2 separate regions of the Homo sapiens genome follow, and region 1 is linked to region 2. Evidence: read pairs that join two places in POLR2A ChIA-PET (ENCODE). Cell type or tissue: MCF 10A. All regions are shown on one strand. Links, peaks and the distances in the headings refer to the core of each region. The heading gives the core; the rest is flanking DNA.

Region 1 (9,348 bases), core at 4,552-7,051, 110 kb before region 2:
CAGGCAGATCACTTTGAGCTCAGGAGTTTGATACCAGTTTGGGCAATGTGGAAAAACCCCATCTCCACAAAAAATTTAAAAATCAGCTAGGCGTGGTGGCTTCCACCTGTGATCCCAATTACTTGGAAGGCTGAGGGTGGAGGATTGCTTGAGCCTGGGAAGCGGAGGCTGCAGTGAGCCAAGATCGCACCACTGCACTCCAGCCTGGGTGAAAGTGAGACTCTGTGTCAAAAAACAAACAAAAACACCAGGCATATAGATCAATGTGAATAGACTGAGAGTCTAGAAATAAACCCTCATTTATAGTCAACCTATTTTTAACAAGAGTGCCAAGACAATGCATTGGGTAAAGAATAGTCTTTCCAACAAAAGATACTGGGACAACTGAATACTCACATGCAAAAGAATAAAGTTGGCCCTTTACCTCATTCCACATATAAAAATTAATTCTAAATGGGTCAAATATCTAAATGTAAGAGCTAAAACTATAAAACTCTTAGAAGAACACACAAGTTTAAATCTTCGTGACTTTGAATTAGGCAGTGATTTTCTAGATACAGCATCAAATGCACAACAAATGAAAAAATACATAAACGGGACATTATCAGAATTAGAAGTTTTGTGCTTCAAAGCACACCACCAAGAAAGTGAAAACACAACCCACAGAATGGGAGAAAATTTTTGCAAATCATCTATCAGATAAAAAAACTTACATAAGGAATAAAAAACTATTACAATTCAATAACAAAGACACATTATCCAATTAAAAAATGGGCAAAGGATCAAGGTATTTCTTCAAAGTAGATATACAAATGGCCCATAAGCACAAGAAAAGATGCTCAACATAATTTATATTTCAGAGAAATATAAATCAAAACCACCTGAGATACTACTTTACACCTACTAGGATGGCTGAAATAAAAAGGACAAAAAGTGTGGGCTAGGTAAGAAATTATAGCACGAAGCCAGGCGTGGTGGCTCATGTCTGTAATCTCAGCACTCTGGGAGGCCCGCAAGTGGATCACCTAAGATTAGGAGTTCAAGACCAGCCTGGCCAACATGGTGAAACCCTGTCTCTATTAAAAATACAAAAAAAATTTTCTGGGCATGGTGGCGGGCACCTGTAATCCCAGCTATTCAGGAGGCTGAGGCAGGAGAATCGCTTGAACCCAGGAGGTGGAGGTTGCAGTGAGCTGAGATGGCGCCATTGCACTCCAGCCTAGGCGACAAGAGTGAAACTCTTGTCTCAAAAAAAAAAAAAAAAAAAATTATAGCATGAAACATTTATATATTTTCTTACAATGTCTTCTAATCAACTGTAGAAACAATCTGCCTTTTTTTTTTTTTGAGATAGCGTCTTGCTTTGTTGGCCAGGCCGGAATGTAGTGGCACAATCAGGGTTCACTGCACACTTGACCTCCTGGGCTCAAGTGATCCTCCCATCTCAGCCTCCCAAGTAGCTAGGGCTACAGATGCATGTGCGCCACCACATCCAGCTAATTTATTGTATTTTTCGGGGGTGGATGCAGAGACAGGGTTTTTGCCATGTTGCCCAGGCTCATCTCAAACTCCTGGGCTCAAGTGATCTGACCATCTTAAGCCTCCCAAAGGGCTGGGATTACAGGCGTTAGCCACCATAACCAGCCAACAATCTGTTTTCTGGTCACTACAAAAGCTATTATTGCTGGGCATGGTGGCTCACGTCTGTAATCCCAGCACTTTGGGAGGCGAAGGCAGGTGGATAACTTGAGGTCAAGACCAGCCTGGCCAACATAGTGAAACTTCATCTCTACTAAAAATACAAAAAAATTAGCTGGGCAAGGTGGCACACACCTGTAGTCTCAGCTACTCAAGAGGCTGAGGCACGAGAATTGCTTGAAGCCAGGAGGCAGATGTTGCAGTGAGCCGAAATCCGGCCACTGCATTCCAGCGTGGGCGACAGAGTGAGACTCTGTCTTAAAAAAATAAAAAATAAAATAAAATAAAGCTATTATTTGTGTGTTAATAGCACGAACAAAAGACAGAGCATATTTCTTCTTTACTGAAGCACTCTTCTATTTCATTCCTTGTCAGTTGTGTATATTTCTGAATGGTTTTTTTAAACAAGTAAACTATGATTAAGATGAACAGACAGAATTACTTAGTACGTAAAAAGTAAGGCCGGGCGCGGTGGCTTACGCCTGTAATCCCAGCACTTTGGAGGCCGAGGCAGGTGTATCATTAGGTTAGGAGTTCAAGACCAGCCTGGTTAACATGGTGAAACCCTATCTCTACTAAAGATACAAAAAATCAGCCGGGCATGGTGGTGCACGCCTGTAATCCCAGCTCCTTGGGAGGCTGAGGCAGGAGAATCGCTTGAACCTGGGGGGTGGAGGTTGCAGCGAGCTGAGATCACGACATTGCACTCCAGCCTAGGCGACAGGGTAAGACTCCTCAAAAAAAAAAAAAAAAAAAAAAAAAAAGCCAGGCACAGTGGCTCACGCCTATAATCCCAGCACTTTGGGCGGCTGAGTCGGGCAGATTGACTGAGGTCAGGAGTTCGAGACCAGTCTGGCCAACGTGGTGAAACCCTGTCTCTACTAAAAATACAAAAAAATTAGCCAGGCGTGGTGGTGTGCACCTGTAATCCCAGCTACTCGGGTGGCTGAGGCAGGGGAATTGCTTGAACCAGGGAGGTGGAGGTTGCAGTGAGCCAAGATCGCGCCATTGCACTCCAGCCTGGGCAACAAGAGCGAAACTCCGTCTCAAAAAAAAGTAAGATTTATTTCATGTTTAATGAATTTGGGGCTTATGGTATGCTGCTGGGGAGTTTTAGAACACTTTGCCTTTACTTCTTCAACGTACATAAAATTCTAAATGATGTAATTCATTAAATTTTTAATTACTTACCAAAATCTACCCTTGTTAATATGCACTGCATTGGGTGGTCAGTTGTATGCCTTGTTGTTGTTGCACCACTTTCATAACAAGATGCACAAAGATCGTAATCGTAGCAAATTAAACACTTATATCTGCGACCTCGAAAATTTCCTTTTAAACATGCATCACAGCTGACACCTATAAAAAAAAGAAATATCTTTAGTTACCAGTTGTAAAGGCCACTCTTGATTTCATTTTTATGAATGTTTCAGGTGCTCATTTAACCTCATATGTCCTTTCCAAAATGACTAGAAATGACTTAGTAAAATGATACGGGAAGTTTTAGCCATGTGCTGGATTCATTACTCTGATTTATACTCCACATGAAAATAATTTAAAATGACTGATACAGGCTGGGTGCAGTGGCTCACGCCTGTAATCTGAGCACTTTGCGGGGGTCGAGGCGGGTGGATCACTTGAGGTCAGTAGTCCAAGACCAGCCTGGTCAACATGTTGAAACCCCGTCTCTACTAAAAATGCAAAAATTAGCTGGGCGTGGTGGCTGGCACCTGTAATCCCAACTACTTGGGAGGCTGAGGCATGAGAATTGCTTAAACCCAGGAGGTAGGGTTGCAGTGAGCTGAGATCGCGCCACTGCACTCCAGCCTCACAACAGAGTGAGGCTTTGTCTCAAAAAAAAAAAAAAAAAAAAAAAAAAAAGCCTTGATAAGCCAGCAAGAAGGTAAAAACCAAGACGAAGAGGAACTGGTGACTGGAAGCACTAAAGAAGGCTTTTCACCATGAGGGTATTTGCCCAAGCAGGTAAAAATCTAAGCTTAAGGTCCACAGCATTATTGGACAAAGGCCTAGTGAAGGTGGGATAATTAACAGAAGATTCCTCATAAAACCAAGACCCTAATATACTCTCAATGCATGGGTAGGCTAGAAATCCTCCCTAGGGGATTACAAAAATTACCCCAGTGAAAGCCCCCTGCCCTAGGGGCACAAAATAACACAAAAAGCCATAACCACAAACCAGTCCTCATGGGTTTATAGCCCAAATTCTATCAAATGGTTCCAAAGACCTTGGGTCAAGAATTTTAAGTGGTCTTAAATTAGAATTGATACCAAGCATCTGGCATATATAAACATCCAAAGAATAAGTTCATAATTTAAACCATAAAATACACACAAAAAAACAAAGCACCATCAGAAAGAACTAGCAGGAGCAGCAGAATCAGTCATGAGTTCATATCAGAATTGGGGCATCAAATAATTCTTGACCTGTTAAAAGAAATAACTGGGTGTGGTGGCTAACACCTATAATCCCAAGCACTTTGGCAAGGCGAGGCAGGGGGATGGCTTGAGGCCAGGAGTTCAAGACCAGCCTGGGCAACATAGAGAGATCCTGTCTACAAAAAAATTTAAAAATTAGCTGGGCATTGTGGCCTGTGCCTGTAGCCTTAGCTACTTGGAAGGTTGAGGTGGGAGGAATGCTTGAGCCCAGGAGCTCGAAGCTGCAGTGACCATGATCAAACTACTGCACTCCAGCTTGGGAACAGAACAAGACCCTGTCTGGAAAAAATAAAAATAATAATAATAATAATAATAATAATAATAATAATAAAGGAAAGAAAGAAGCTTGAACAGGGCTGGGTGCCATAGCTCACACCTGTAATTCCAACACTTTGGGAGGCTAAGACAAGAGGGCTGCTTGAGGCCAGGAGTTCAAGACCAGCCAAGGCAACATAGAGAGATCTCATTTGTATTTGTTTAAAAAAAAAAAAGTTAAAATATGCCAGGCGCAGTGGCTCACGCCTGTAATCTCAGCACTTTGGGAGACTGAGGTGGGCGGATCACCTGAGGTCAGGAGTTCAAGACCACCCTGACCAACCTGGTGAAACCCCATCTCTACTAAACATACAAAAATTAGCCGGGCGTGGTGGTGGGCGCCTGTAATCTCAGCTACTTGGGAGGCTGAAGCAGAAGAATGGCTTGAACTCAGGAGACGGAGGTTGCAGTGAGCCGAGATCATGCCACTGCACTCCAGCCTAGGCGACAGAGTGAGACTCTGTCTTTAAAAAATATTTTTAAAAAAGTTAAAATTTAAAATTCTGTAGGTGGGTTTCATAGTTTTATTCACATGTGATCTGCTTGTTTATGCTGAAAACCCAAATACAGCTAAGTTATTAGAAGCAGTAAGCAAAGCTGTTAGATAGAGACCTCCTAAATAAAGTACTGATTGTATTTCTTCACTGCAAAACAGACAGAAAAACATATTATTAAAAATATGTCATTTATTACAAAAAAATTAGTGAGGCATGGTGGTGTGTGCCTGTAATCTCAGCTACTCGGGTGGCTGAGGGAAGAGAATCACTTGAACCCAGGAGGCAGAGGTTGCAGTAAGCTGAGGTTGCGCCACTGCACTCCAGCCTGGGTGACAGAGCGGGACTCCTATCTCAAAAAACCAAAAAAATGTCATTTGTGATTCCATCGAGATGTGCCAAATTCAAAGAGAAGGAAAGTAGAACAGTGGTTGCCAGAAGCTTGAGGAAAGGGAGAACGGGGAGTTACGGTTTAGTGGGTAGAGAGTTTTCAAGTTTGGGATAATGGAAGAATTCTGGAGATGGACAGTGGTGATGGTTCCAAGAATGTGAATATACTTAATGCTACTGAACTGTACACCTAAAAGGGGTTAAAATAAATTTTATGCTATGTATATTTTACTGCAATAAAAAAATAAGCCATTTGCAACAGCATTTTAAAAAAGTGCCTATGAATAAATCTAACCAAAGATAGGCAGCCCTTTATGAAGCAAATTAGTAAAAATGTATTCAAAGACACTAAAGGACTTTAAAAAATATAAATACCAACTTCATGGACTGGAAGGTTCATAATAAAATGTCAACAGATTTGTGGATTCAATACAATTAATAACCAAAATTTAAAAAGAATTTTTTTGTGGGGCATGGTAAGCTGACTCAAATGTTGATGCAAGTTACAAAAAGGGCCAAGGAGAGTCAAGATGCTCCCAAGAAAAATGAGATAGAGGGACTTGTTTTATATATCAAGAGCTAAACTAATAAATAATAAGTAACACCATAACAAATAATAAACCTATAATAACTACAGTAAGATGGAATGGCACCAGGGTAGAGACAAACTGGCCCATGGAATAGAACGGAAAGACCAGAAACAGATGTTGAAATCTGTTTTACAACAGCAAGGTCACTAAAGAGCACTGAGAAAAAAAGGGAATGGACAATAAATGGTGCTGAACAGGTGATTATCTGCATGTGGGGAAAACAGAATTGGATCTCTCCCCATATCCTATACACACAAAAAATCAATTCCACATGGTTTAAAGACGGATTCAAAAGAACAATGAAAAATATCTCTAGAAGACAATATAGAATATTTTTATGAGTCTAAAGTAGAAAACAATTTCTTAAATCTTTCTCTTTCTCACACACACACGCGCACACACACACACACACACACACTCTCTCTCTCTCTCTCTCTCTCTCTCTCTCACTCTCCAAATCAAAAAGTAAGAGATAAGTCCAACTACGTTAAGACTTTTTCTTCATCTTTTGTTTTTGTTTTATTCTTTTGAGATAGAGTCTCACTCTGTCGCCGGGGCTGGAGTGCAATGGTGAGATCTTGGCTCACTGCAACCTCCGCCTCCTGGGTTCAAGCAATTCTCCTGCCTCAGCCTCCCAAGGAGTTGGGATCATAGGCGCCTGGCACCATGCCCAGCTAATTTTTGTATTTTTAGTAGAGACGGGGTTTCACCACGTTGGCCAGGCTGGTCTCGAACTCCGGGTGATCTGCCCGCCTGGGCCTCCCAAAGTGCTGGAATTACAACAGGCGTGAGCCACCACGCTCGGCCTTTTTCTTCGTCTTTTCACAGCCTACATTGATTGAAAATATAAGGTTCAGAAACTGGCGATATGTACAACATACATGACAGACAAAAGTTTGGTATTCAGAATGCATTATGAACTCTTACATATCAGTAAGTAAATGATGAATGCTTAGTAGAAAAATGGAGAAACCTGTCAAAGGGCACTCAAAGAACAACAAACATAAATGGCCAGTAAACATATGAAAAGATGCTCAATCTCATTAGTCATCAAAGAAGTGCATGATTAACATCCGTGAGCTAGCATTTTACATTTACCAAACCGGTAAGAAACTACAAGTTTCATGATATCAAGTGTTAGTGAAGATAAAGGGCAGCAGAAGTGCTTATACCCTGCTGGTAGGAGTGTAAATCAGCACAACCACTTTGAAAAATTTGTTCATATTTTTAGTCAAGTTAAACACATATACCTCCTATGATACCGTAATTTCACTCTTAAATAAATTCCCGGGGAGGGAATCTTTTGTCTGTGTGCACCTAGAGAATGTGGAAGAATGTTGACGGCAGTTTTTGTAACTGAATTTTAAAAAGGCTACTCAGGGGCTGGGCGCGGTGGCTCACGCCTGTAATCCCAGCACTTTGGGAGACCGAGGCGGGCGGATCACAAGGTCAGTAGATCGACACCATCCTGGCTAACACGGTGAAACCCCGTCTCTACTAAAAATACAAAAAAAAATTAGCCAGGCGTGGTGGCGGGCGCCTGTAGTCCCAGCTACTCAGGAAGCTGAGGCAGGAGAATGGCGTGAACCCAGGAGGCGGAGCTTGCAGTGAGCTGAGATCGCGCCACTGCACTCCAGCCTGGGCGAGAAAGTGCGAGACTCCGTCTCAAAAAAAAAAAAAAAAAGGCTATTCAGATTCAAAGGCTCAACAGTTCAATATGCACAGAATGAATTGGAAAAAGAATGAATCACAGCAACGGTAAGAACATCTGCCTCAGATGAGTGAAAGGAAATTTCAAAGAATACATACAGTATTGGCCGGGCGCGGTGGCTCACGCCTGTAATCCCAGCACTTTGGGAGGCCGAGGCGGGCGGCTCATGAGGTCAGGAGATCGAGACCATCCTGGCTAACACAGTGAAACCCCGTCTCTACTAAAAATACAAAAAATTAGCCAGGCGTGATGGCGGCCGCCTGTAGTTCCAGCTTCTGGGGAGACTGAGGCAGGAGAATGGCGTGAACCCAGGAGGCGGAGCTTGCAGTGAGCTGAGATCAGCCACCGCACTCTAGCCTGGGCAACAGAGCGAGACTCCGTCTCAAAAAAAAAAAAAAAAAAAAGAATACATACAGTATAAAGTTGAAAACCAGTATCTAGTTTAGGAAATCAAACATGTAGTAAAACTATAAAAGGAAAATGAGGGAATGATAAAATTTTGGTCAGTGGCTCCCTCTGGGGTTTAAGGTGATGAAGAGATGAGTATGTGAAGCTTTTACGGATCTTGAAATGCAACGTTTTTACATCTGGCCAAGAGGATCTGTAGTACCATTCTTCTCTTTTGCATTTATTTTATGAAAATTCTCATATATCCAACCAATATTTTATTTTTAAAAGTCCCTTCCTTCTAAACAAAAACAAACAAACAAAAAAACAGAAAGCAAAGCTGGAATTGTTTACAACAACCTTTGGGCTGTCAGTGGACTGTCAGGTGGAAAACTGGAAAACCAACATAGTTTTGGCAGATTGTAGATTTTTGAGACAAGGTCTCACTGTCACCCTGGCTGGAGAGCAGTTGCACAATCTCGGCTCACTACAGCCTCGACCTCCTGGATTTAAGCAATCCTTCTACCTCAGCCTCCTGAGTAGCTGGGACTACTGGTGTGCGCCACCATGCCCGCATAATTTTTGTATTTTTTTTGTAGAGATGGGATTTCGCCAAGTTGCCCAGACTGGTCTCAAACTCCTGGACTCAAGCAATCTGCCTGTGTCAGCCTCCCAAAGCACTGAGATTACAGGCATGAGCCACCGAGACCAGCCTAGGTTGTAGATTCTTATTGTTTGTTGAATGAATATGTTTTTATTAAAACAAAAAACAACAACAAAAAAAACAGGCCGGGCGTGGTGGCTCACACCTGTAAGCCCAGCACTTTGGGAGGCCGAGGCAGGTGGATCACCTGAGGTCAGGAGTTCAAGACCAGCCTGACCAACATGGTGAAACCCCATCTCTACTAAAAATACAAAAATTAGCCAGGCGTGGTGGCAGGCACCTGTAATCCCAGCTACTCCGGAGGCTGAGGCAGGAGAATTGCTTGAACCTGGGAGGCGGAGGTTGTAGTGAGCCGAGATCGCACCATTGTACTTCAGCCTGGGGAACAAGAGCAAGATTTCTTCTCAACAAAACAAAACAAAACAAAACACCATGGGATTCCCTGTTATTACTTAGCCATTAACAATAAGCACTTAGACAAATCAATGTTCTCTGCTCAATTTCTCTTCATCTATGAAGTTTGCTACGAGAATCAAATGAGGAAAAAAAAAGACATGAAAGCCCTAAATTTTAAAATGGTAGTATTATCTCATTCAGATGCAGTAAGATTTTTTTTTTTTGTGACAGTCTCGCTCTGTTGCC
Region 2 (9,348 bases), core at 3,733-6,232:
TGGGGTTTTCCTTTTGATTTAGTTCTAGAAAGTCAGCGTGAATCGGCCTTAGGTTCCCTGCCTCCAGACCCTATTTTTCTGCTTCAGTCAGGAGGGGGTGGTCTGGGGATGTGGGGGGCAACTATGGGTTTGCCTTGAAACTCTATATGCCTTGTAAGGATGAAGCGTTTGCAGCTTAATTAAAACAGAAACATTTCCAGAGATGCCTTTATTCATGTTTATATGAGGATATTATAAGTGCTTATTTTATTTAAGAGGTTGATGAAGATTATAGTGGGGAAAAGCATCCCTTGGTACAGTTCAGGTCCTGGTGACAGGTTTGTTCACGAGCAGTGTTGGTGGTAAGGAAACTCTGATGGGTTTTAGCATTTTAGTGGGCTAATCCAGGAAGGAATGGGCTGCACCGGGATTACGTGGGTTGACCCCAGGGGAAGAGAATGAGAGGAAGTGTCAAGACAAAGGGAGAGAGGTTTGGGAAACTCCCCAGGACTGGGAGGAGCCAGAAGCCTGCAGTTTCCTCAAGGACCTGAGACTCTCACCCACTCTCTGTGTTCAGGGAAGTAGCCTCCCCTGTAGGAGCACTGATGTGGTAGATATAGTTAATAGTGGGGTGCAGGACCAGATTGAATTTCTTTTTTTTTTTTTTTTTAGACAGGGTCTCACTCTATTGCCCAGGCCTGGAGTGCAGTGGCTTGATCTTGGCTCACTGTAACTCCTGCCTCCCAGGTTCAAGTGACTCCCCTGCCTCAGCCTCCTGAGTAGCTGGGATTGCAGGTGTGTGTTACCACACCCAGCTGCTTTTTTTTTTTTTTTTTTGAGACGGAGTCTCACTCTGTCGCCCAGAGTGCAGTGGTGCGATCTTGGCTTACCACAACCTCCACCTCCCAGGTTCAAGTGATTCTCCTGCCTCAGCCTCCCAAGTAGCTGAGACTACGGGCGCACACCACCATGCCTGGCTAATTTTTGTATTTTTAGTTGAAACGGGGTTTCACCATGTTGGCCAGGATGGTCTTGATCTCCTGACCTCGTGGTCCTCCCACCTCGGCCTCCCAAAGTGCTGGGATTACAGGCGTGAGCCACAGCGCCCGGCCTAGGAAATGAATTCTATACAGAATAATCAGAGTGGTTCCTGTGCCCTTTGGCTGCTTGTGCAGTTAAGCACATTTATCATGACTATTATAAATTATTTCCTTTTAATTATAGCCAAGTTAATCATACACAAAATTTTTTATAGCTTTTCTTTTTATGAACCTTATCATGATTTACACAGACAATTTACAACATGCTTGAACTTTTTGTTTTGTCATAAATTTCCCTCTTTCTTAAATAAACAGTCATTTTACTGTAGGACAAAAATTTACCACATAAGATTATTTCTCATACAAAATTATTCTCTTTTCTTCTTAATCTTTGTTACCAAAAATACATCTTTACATCTGTGACTCTCTTTACATCTCTTTCACCTATTTACTAGTTTCTTTTTACCTTCTTTCATAAATAGGCTTTACATAATCTCTGTATTACATACAATTCTTTTTGTCAAAAGAATATAACTTTATGTCTTCCTTATATTTTTTTAAATGTGCATATTTTATACATAGAATTATATAACTAGAATCAATCCCTCCCTCCCTCCCTCCCCTCCCTCCCCTCCCTCCTTTCTTCCTTCCTTCCTTCTTTTTTTTGAGACAGGGTCTTGCTCTGTTGCCCAGGCTGAAGTGCTATGGCATGATCATGGCTCAATGAAGCCTCCAGCTCCTGGGCTCAGGTAATCCTCCTGCCTTAGCCTCCTGAGAAGCTGGGATTACAGGTGCCCGCCACCACACCCAGCTAATTCTTTGTATTTTCAGTAGAGACAGGTTTTCACCATGTTGGCCAGGCTAGTCTCGAACCCCTGACCTCCCACCTTGATCCACCCACTTTGGCCTCCCAAAGTGCTGGGATTGCAGGTGTAAGCCACCAAGCCTGGCCTAAGAATAAATTTATTATGAGTAGACTCATGCAATTATGGAGGCTGAGGAGTCCCACAATCTGCTTTCGACAAGCTGGAGACCCAGGAAAGCCTGGGCTATAATTCAGTCTGGGTCCAGAGACCTGAGAACCAGAGGAAATGATGATATGAATCTCAGTTTTGAGGCGGCAGAAGATAAAAGATGTCCCAGTTCAAGCAATGAGGCCGCATAAATACTGGGGAGGGCAATCTACTGGGCCCACCAGTTCAAATGCAATTCTCATCCAGAAACACCCTCACAAATATACTCAGAAACAACGTTTAATCTGGGTCCACTCAAATTGACCATAAAATTAACCATCACAGGCTCATACCAAGATGAGCATATTTTGGCTGGGTGCAGTGGCTCACTCCTATAATCCAGCACTTTGGGAGGCCGAGGCGGGTGGAGCACCTGAGGTTGGGCATTCAAGACCAGCCTGACCAACATGGAGAAACCCTGTCTCTACTAACAATACAAAATTAGCCAGTCTTGGTGGCACATGCCTGTAATCCCAGCTACTTGGGAGGCTGAGACAGGAGAATTGTTTGAACCGGGAGGTGGAGGTTGTGGTGAGCTGAGATCGCACCATTCCACTCCAGCCTGGGCAATGAGCGAAACTCCATCTCAAAAATAAAAAATAAATAAAAATAAAGATGAGCATATTTTGCTTTACCAGTTAATATGCTGAATTATGACAACAGATTTCCTAGTATTGAAATTTTATTGCATCCTTGGAATAAACCTTATTTGGCCATGTTTTGTTATTGTAATATACTTTTTTGATTAAATTTACTAGTATTTTATTTAGAAGTTTGCAACAATATTCACAGTAGATTTTGTTTTCAGGATCATATTTGCTTTGTAAATGTTTTGGAAGGCATGTTAGAGTGCTCCAGAGAGAAAGAGCCAATAGGATATGTATATATACAGTTGGCTTCTCATATCCAGGGTTTCTACATCAGGGAATTCAATTAATTGTGGATTGAAAATATCTGGGAAAAAAGCTTTTATACTGAACATGTATAGACTTTGTTTTCCTTGTCATTATTTCCTAAACAATACTGTTTAACAACTATTTGCATAGCCTTTACATTGATATTATAAATAATCTCGAGATGATTTAAAGTGTACTGGAGGATGTGCATAGGTTATATGCAAATACTATGCCATTTTATAGCAGGGATTTGACCATCTCTGGATTTTGCTATCTGCAGGGAGATAAGAATTCCTGTCCTACAGGATATATAACAAAATAGTGATTGTTTTAAGACGCTAAGTCTTGGAGTTATTTGATATGCAGCAATAAGCCAGAACAAAATGTGTTTAAGAATATAGTTTGGCCGCGCACGGTGGCTCATGCCTGTAATCCCAGCACTCTGGGAGGCCGAGGCGGGTGGATCACCTGAGGTCAGGAGTTTGAGACCAGCCTGACCAACGTGGTGAAACCCCGTGTCTCCTAAAAATACAAAAAATTAGCCAGGCATGGTGGCGGGCACCTGTAATCCCAGCTACCTGGGAGGCTGAGGCAGGAGAATCGCTTGAAACTAGGAGGCAGAGATTGCAGTGAGCTGAGATCATGTCATTACACTCCAGCCTGGGCGACAGAAAAAGACTCTGTCTCCAAAAAAAAAAAAAAAAAAAAAGAATATGGGCCGGGCACAGTGGCGCATGCCTGTAATCCCAGCACTTTGGGAGGCCGAGGCGGTCAGATCACGAGGTCAGGAGATCGAGACCATCCTGGCTAACATGGTGAAACCCCGTCTCTACTAAAAATACAAAAAAAAAAAAAATTAGCTGGGTGTGGTGGTGGGCGCCTGTAGTCCCAGCTACTCAGGAGGCTGAGGCAGGAGAATGGCATGAACCCGGGAGGCAGAGCTTGCAGTGAGCCGAGATCGCACCACTGCACTCCAGCCTGGGTGACAGAGCGAGACTCCGTCTCAAAAAAAAAAAAAAAAAAAGAATATGATAGTCCTAGCTACTTGGGAAGCTGAGATGGGAGGATAGCTTGAGCCCAAGAGTTCAAGGCCAGCCTGGGCAACATAACCTGGAACCCATCTCCCATAGATATGAGGGGCGACTGTATATAGATATATGAGAGGGGATTTATTAGGGGAATTGGCTCATGAGATTAGGGAGGTGAAAAGTCCCACGACAGACTGTCTGTAAGCTGGAGACCGTGGAATACCACAGTGGGGCTCAGTTCAAGTCCTAAAGTCTCAGAACCAGGGCAGCTGATAGTGTAATTCTCAGTCCAAGGCCAAAGGCCAAGAACCTGGGGGCTGCTAATGTAAGACCCAGAGTCCAAAGGCCAGGGAGCCTGCAGTTCTGATGTCCAAGGTCAGAAGAAGAAGGATGGCCCAGCTTCAGGAGAGAGAAAAAAAGAATTTGCCTTTTCTCTGCCTTTTGGTTCTATCTGGGCCCACAGCCAATTGGATGTTGTCCGCCCACACTGAGGGCAGATCTTCCTCAGTCAGCCCACCCACTCACATGCCAATCTCCTGTGAAAACACCCTCACAGACACACCTAGAAAGAATGCTTTACCAGCTCTCTAGGTTCTCGACTCCCCACTTTATTCAGTTTTGCTTTCTGTAGTTTTAGTTACTCCTGGTCAACCTTGGTCTGAAAATATTAAATTAAAAATTCCAGAAATAAACAATCCGTAAGTTTTAAATGGCTCATCGTTCTGTGTAACATGATGAAATCTCATGGCATTCCACTCTGTCCCTCCCAGGATGTGACTCATCCCTTTGTCCAGTGTTTCCACGTTGTATACACTACTCACCCGTTAGCTAGTCTCTTAGCAGCCATCTCAGTTACGAGTGACTGTCACAGCATCACAGTGCTTGTGTTCAACTGTTTAATTGTTCTATTTTATTATTAGTTGTTAATCTCTTACTGTGCCTAATTTATAAATTAAACGTTATCATAGGTGTGTACAGGGTTCGGTACATGTGTGGCTTCAGGCATCCACTGGGGATCTTGGAACATACCCTCCATGGATAAGGGGAGACTAGTGTATTACTTAATCAAGTCAAGTTGACAGCTAAAATTAACCATCACAGGAAGCATATGTCCTTTTCTAACTACTGAAACAAATTTTGAGGTATTGAAGTTATTGCTTTCTTGCAGCTTTGAAAGCAATCGTCTGTGAAACCATCTGGGCCTGGCACTCTTCTAAGTGGTAACAATGTGTGGGTGTGCACGCGTGCGCATGTGTGTATGTGTGTATGTGTCAGAGAGAGAGAGAGAGACATTATTCGGTGCATAGATTTATGGCTGATTTAAAAATATTGGACTGTCTGGCCAGGCATGGTGGCCCACGCCTGTAATCTCAGCACTTTGGGAGGCCAAGGCGGATGGATTACCTGAGGTCAGGAGTTTGAGACCAGGCTGGCCAACATGGTGAAACCCCATCTCTACTAAAAATACAAAAATTAGCCGGGCATAGTGGCGCAGTACCTGTAGTCCCAGCTACTCCGGAGGCTGATGCAGGAGAATTACTTGAACCTGGGAGGCGGAGGTTGCAGTGAGTCGAGATGGCACCACTGCACTCCAGCCTGGGTGACAGAGTGAGACTCTGTCTCAGGAAACAAAAACACGACCAGGCGTGGTGGCTCACGCTTGTAATCCCAGCACCTTGGGAGGCTGAGGCAGGCGGATCACCTCAGGTCAGGAGTTCAAGACCAGCCTGGCCAACATGGTGAAACCCCATCTCTACAAAAATACAGAAATTAGCTGGGCATGATGGCAGGTGCCTGTAATCCCAGCTACTTTGGAATCTGAGGTGGGAGAATCGCTTGAACCCAGGAGGGGGAGGTTGCAGTGAGCTGAGATGGTACCATTGCACTCTAATCTGGGTGACAGAGAGACTCCGTCTCAAAACAAAAACAAAACAAAACAAAAAAAGAAAACAAAAACAAACAAAAACCCAGTGACTTATATATCATAATAGAAGCTTATTCATCTTCCTGATAAAGATTAAAGATGTCTGGAAGGAGTAGTCCACGCCTGGTATAGCAACTCTGAGATCCCAGTCACCTTAATGCTTTCTGCTGCACCATCCTACATCAGTTTCCATCCCTAGTGTCATTTCGTGGCCCTGGGTGGGAGTGGGAGCTGGGCTTCTGCATTCAGTGGTCCTTGTGGTGGGCCAGGCCTGGCATGGGATGTACTGGTGCCCAGATCCAAGGAGAAAATGTCTGCTAGAAGCCAGGTGCCTGTGCAGATGAAATGGAAAAAAAAAAAAAAAACCTCAAACAGTGTGATGGTTAATTTTATGTGTGAACTTGGCTATGGTGTCAGCTATTTGGTCAAACACTGTCTAGATATTGTTGTGAAGGCATTTTGTAGATGTAATTAACATGTTCAATTAGTTGACTTGAAGAAAAGGAGATAGTCTTTGTGGGTGAACCTCATCCAATCAGTTTAAGGTCTTCAGAGAAAAAACTGCAGTTTCTCTGAGAAGAAGGACTTCTATCTTACGACTATAATATGGAAGAACTGCTTGAATTTCCATCTTGATGACCTGTCCTATGGATTTCAGACTTGTTAACCCCTGCAATCATCTGACCCAATGATACAGGAGTTAAAAAGAAATTATTTAGGCAGAGAGTGAGGGGAAGGAAGTCCTCGGTAAGGTTTTCCTTTTAATGAAAAGCAGCCCCCATATCATTTTCTTTTCTAACAAAGAGCAGCCTGTAAAATTGAGCTGCAGACATAGACAAGCAAGCCAGAAGCCTGCGTGGGTGAATGCTGGCAGTTATGACAATAGGAAAATGTTACCTGGAACTAGGCAAATTCAAAATGGCGCTCCACCTTCCCTTCTCTTTGCCAGCCATGTGTACAGTAAGGAGCAGACAACATGGTGACCACCAAATGGAAAGCCCATTTTCACAATAAGATTAGGATGGGGTGGCCAGCCTTCCTGAGCACTACGTAAGCGTCACACCTGGTCCAACCAATCTGTGGGCCCTACGCAAATCAGACACCACCTCTGCAAGCCTGCGGAGCACTCCCATTCTGGGCCAGATTTCCCATTTGGAATTCCCTCTCTCTCGCAAGATAGAGAGCTGTTCTCCTTTCTCTTTCTTTTGCCTAGTAAACCTCGGCTCCTAAACTCACTCATTGTGTGTGTCCGTGTCCTTGGCATGAGACGAGGAACCCCAAGTATTTACCCCAGACAAAAACAACAACGGCACTTCACCAATTTCTTAAAATCTCTTTCACTCCGTGTGTGTGTGTGTGTGTGTGTGTGTGTGTGTGTGTATCTCCTATTGGCTCTGTTTCTCTGGAAAACCCTGATAGAACCAACGAATAATTTGGGGACTCAGGAACCACTTTAGCTATTACTATTGATGTCAACACATTCCAAGGCCTGTTTACACAATCCCTGAAATTCAGCTTCCTTACTCAGCCCCCAAGCCATGTTGCTGGGTTGCATGCACCATGGCTTTCAGCCTAGACTGTGTGAGCGGTAACTATTATTGTGTCCATGGTTTGGTTTTCTATTCACTTTAATGGATCGTTCTAAAGGTAAATGTTTCCTGAATAGCCCAGTTTACTAGCTTTTATTTATTTCTTCAAAATTAGGGCACAAGATAAAATAATTTCATGATAGGTTAAATCCATTGTTGGTTTAGACCACATGCGTGATCTTCCACAGAGTTGGACTGAGTACTACTTATATATTACTCTCTCTCTCTCTTTGGAGACAGGGTTTCACTTACTTGCCCAGGCTAAGTAGAGTGACGCGATCATGGCTCACTGCAGCTACCACCTCCCAGGTTCAAGTGATCGTTCTACCTCAGTCTTCCAAGCAGCTAGAACTATGGGCATGTGTCAAGATGGCCAGCTAATTTTTGTCTATTTTTTGTAGAGATGCCAGTGGGCGGGGGGTGTCTCACTATGTTGCCCATGCTGGTCTCCAACTCCTGGACTCAAGTGATCCACCTGCCTCAGCCTCCCGAGGTGCTGGGATTACAGGCATGAGCCACTGTGTCCAGTCCACTCTTTCTTTTTTAAAAATCTATTTTCTGTGAATGATGAAATATTCGGATTCTTATTTAAAAAATTTTTTTTTCAGGCTTAATTCACTTTATTTTTCTTGTATAAAAACCCTATGTTGTAGCCACATCTGAAGCCTGGGTCCGCTGCACCGAGACTCTGGTGTGGGTCTTGACGAGGTGGTCAGTGAATTCCTGATAGGGAGACTTGGTAAATACAGTCTCCTTCCAGAGGTCGGGGGTCAGGTAGCTGTAGGTCTTAGAGATGGCATCAAAGGTGGCCTTGGCGAAGTTGCCCAGGGTGGCAGTGCAGCCCCGGGCTGAGGTGTAGCAGTCATCGATACCAGCCATCATGAGCAGCTTCTTGGGCACAGGTGCGGAGACGATGCCAGTGCCCCTGGGTGCAGGGATGAGGCGCACCAGCACAGAGCCGCAGCGGCCTGTCACCTTGCAAGGGACGGTGTGGGGCTTGCCGATCTTGTTCCCCCAGTAGCCTCTGCGCACGGGGACAATGGAGAGCTTGGCCAGGATGATGGCCCCACGGATGGCTGTGGCCACCTCCTTGGAGCACTTAACACCCAGACCGACATGGCCATTGTAGTCTCCGATAGCAACAAACGCCTTGAACCTGGTGCGCTGGCCGGCACGGGTCTGCTTCTGCACCGGCATAATCTTCAAAACCTCATCCTTGAGAGAGTCCCCCAGGAAGAAATCAATGATCTCAGATTCCTTAATGGGCAGGGAGAAGAGATAGATCTCCTCCAGGGACTTGATCTTCATGTCCTTGACCAAGCGGCCCAGCTTGGTGACAGGCATCCACTCCTTATCCTCGGCCTTGCCTCCGCGAGCTCCGCGGCCTCGGCACGGCCCCGTCCACTCCCGCGACCCCGGCCCCGGATGCCACTGCCGAAACCTCCGTGGAAGCCACCGCGGTTCCCTATCCCATGGCCACCAGGGCTCTGGGCCCCCCCGCTGCACCGGCGTCATCCGCCATTTGGTGTTTTCTCGGAGAAGAAGCAATTTTTAATTTAATTTTATTTTATTTTGGGGCAAGATCTCATTTTGTTGCCCAGGCAGGAGTACAGTGGCACCATCGCGGCTCACTGTAGCCTCGACCTCCTGGGCTCACGTGATCCTCTGACCTCAGCCTCTGGCTGATTTTTAAAATATTTTGTAAAGATGAGGTCTCACTATGTTGCCAGGCTCGTCTCAAGATCCTGACCTCAAGTGATTCTCCTGCCTCAGCCTCCCAAAGTACTGGGATTACAGGTTTGAGCCATTGTATCTGGCAGGACATTTTTTTTTTTGAGACGGAGTTTCGCTCTCATTGTCCAGGCTGGAGTGCAATGGC

What was found. Peaks named below come from ENCODE experiments on the same cell type or tissue, not always from the same donor. Only the 100,000 strongest peaks of a DNase experiment are listed, where the experiment ranks them.
Region 1: POLR2A ChIA-PET joins it to region 2 with 5 read pairs; 14 of 35 experiments call an interaction of 5 or more read pairs at or near these places.

The regions. Positions count from the first base shown.
Region 1 is chr2:85,021,598-85,030,945 of GRCh38, reverse strand. KCMF1 (potassium channel modulatory factor 1) reads right to left here. Exons shown (of 7, transcript NM_020122.5): 2 at 2,890-3,057. Among named protein-coding and RNA genes, the nearest start is that of LINC01964, 41 kb to the left of the region's middle. RefSeq lists an enhancer at 6,988-7,672. In MCF 10A, for the core only: no CTCF peak of the experiment used is centred there; no DNase peak of the experiment used is centred there.
Region 2 is chr2:84,915,429-84,924,776 of GRCh38, reverse strand. It overlaps the pseudogene RPS2P17. Among named protein-coding and RNA genes, the nearest start is that of TMSB10, 14 kb to the right of the region's middle. RefSeq lists enhancers at 4,252-4,441, 4,213-5,412, 5,392-5,451 and a cis regulatory region at 4,312-4,900. In MCF 10A, for the core only: no CTCF peak of the experiment used is centred there; DNase peaks (open chromatin) are centred at 4,446 and 4,726.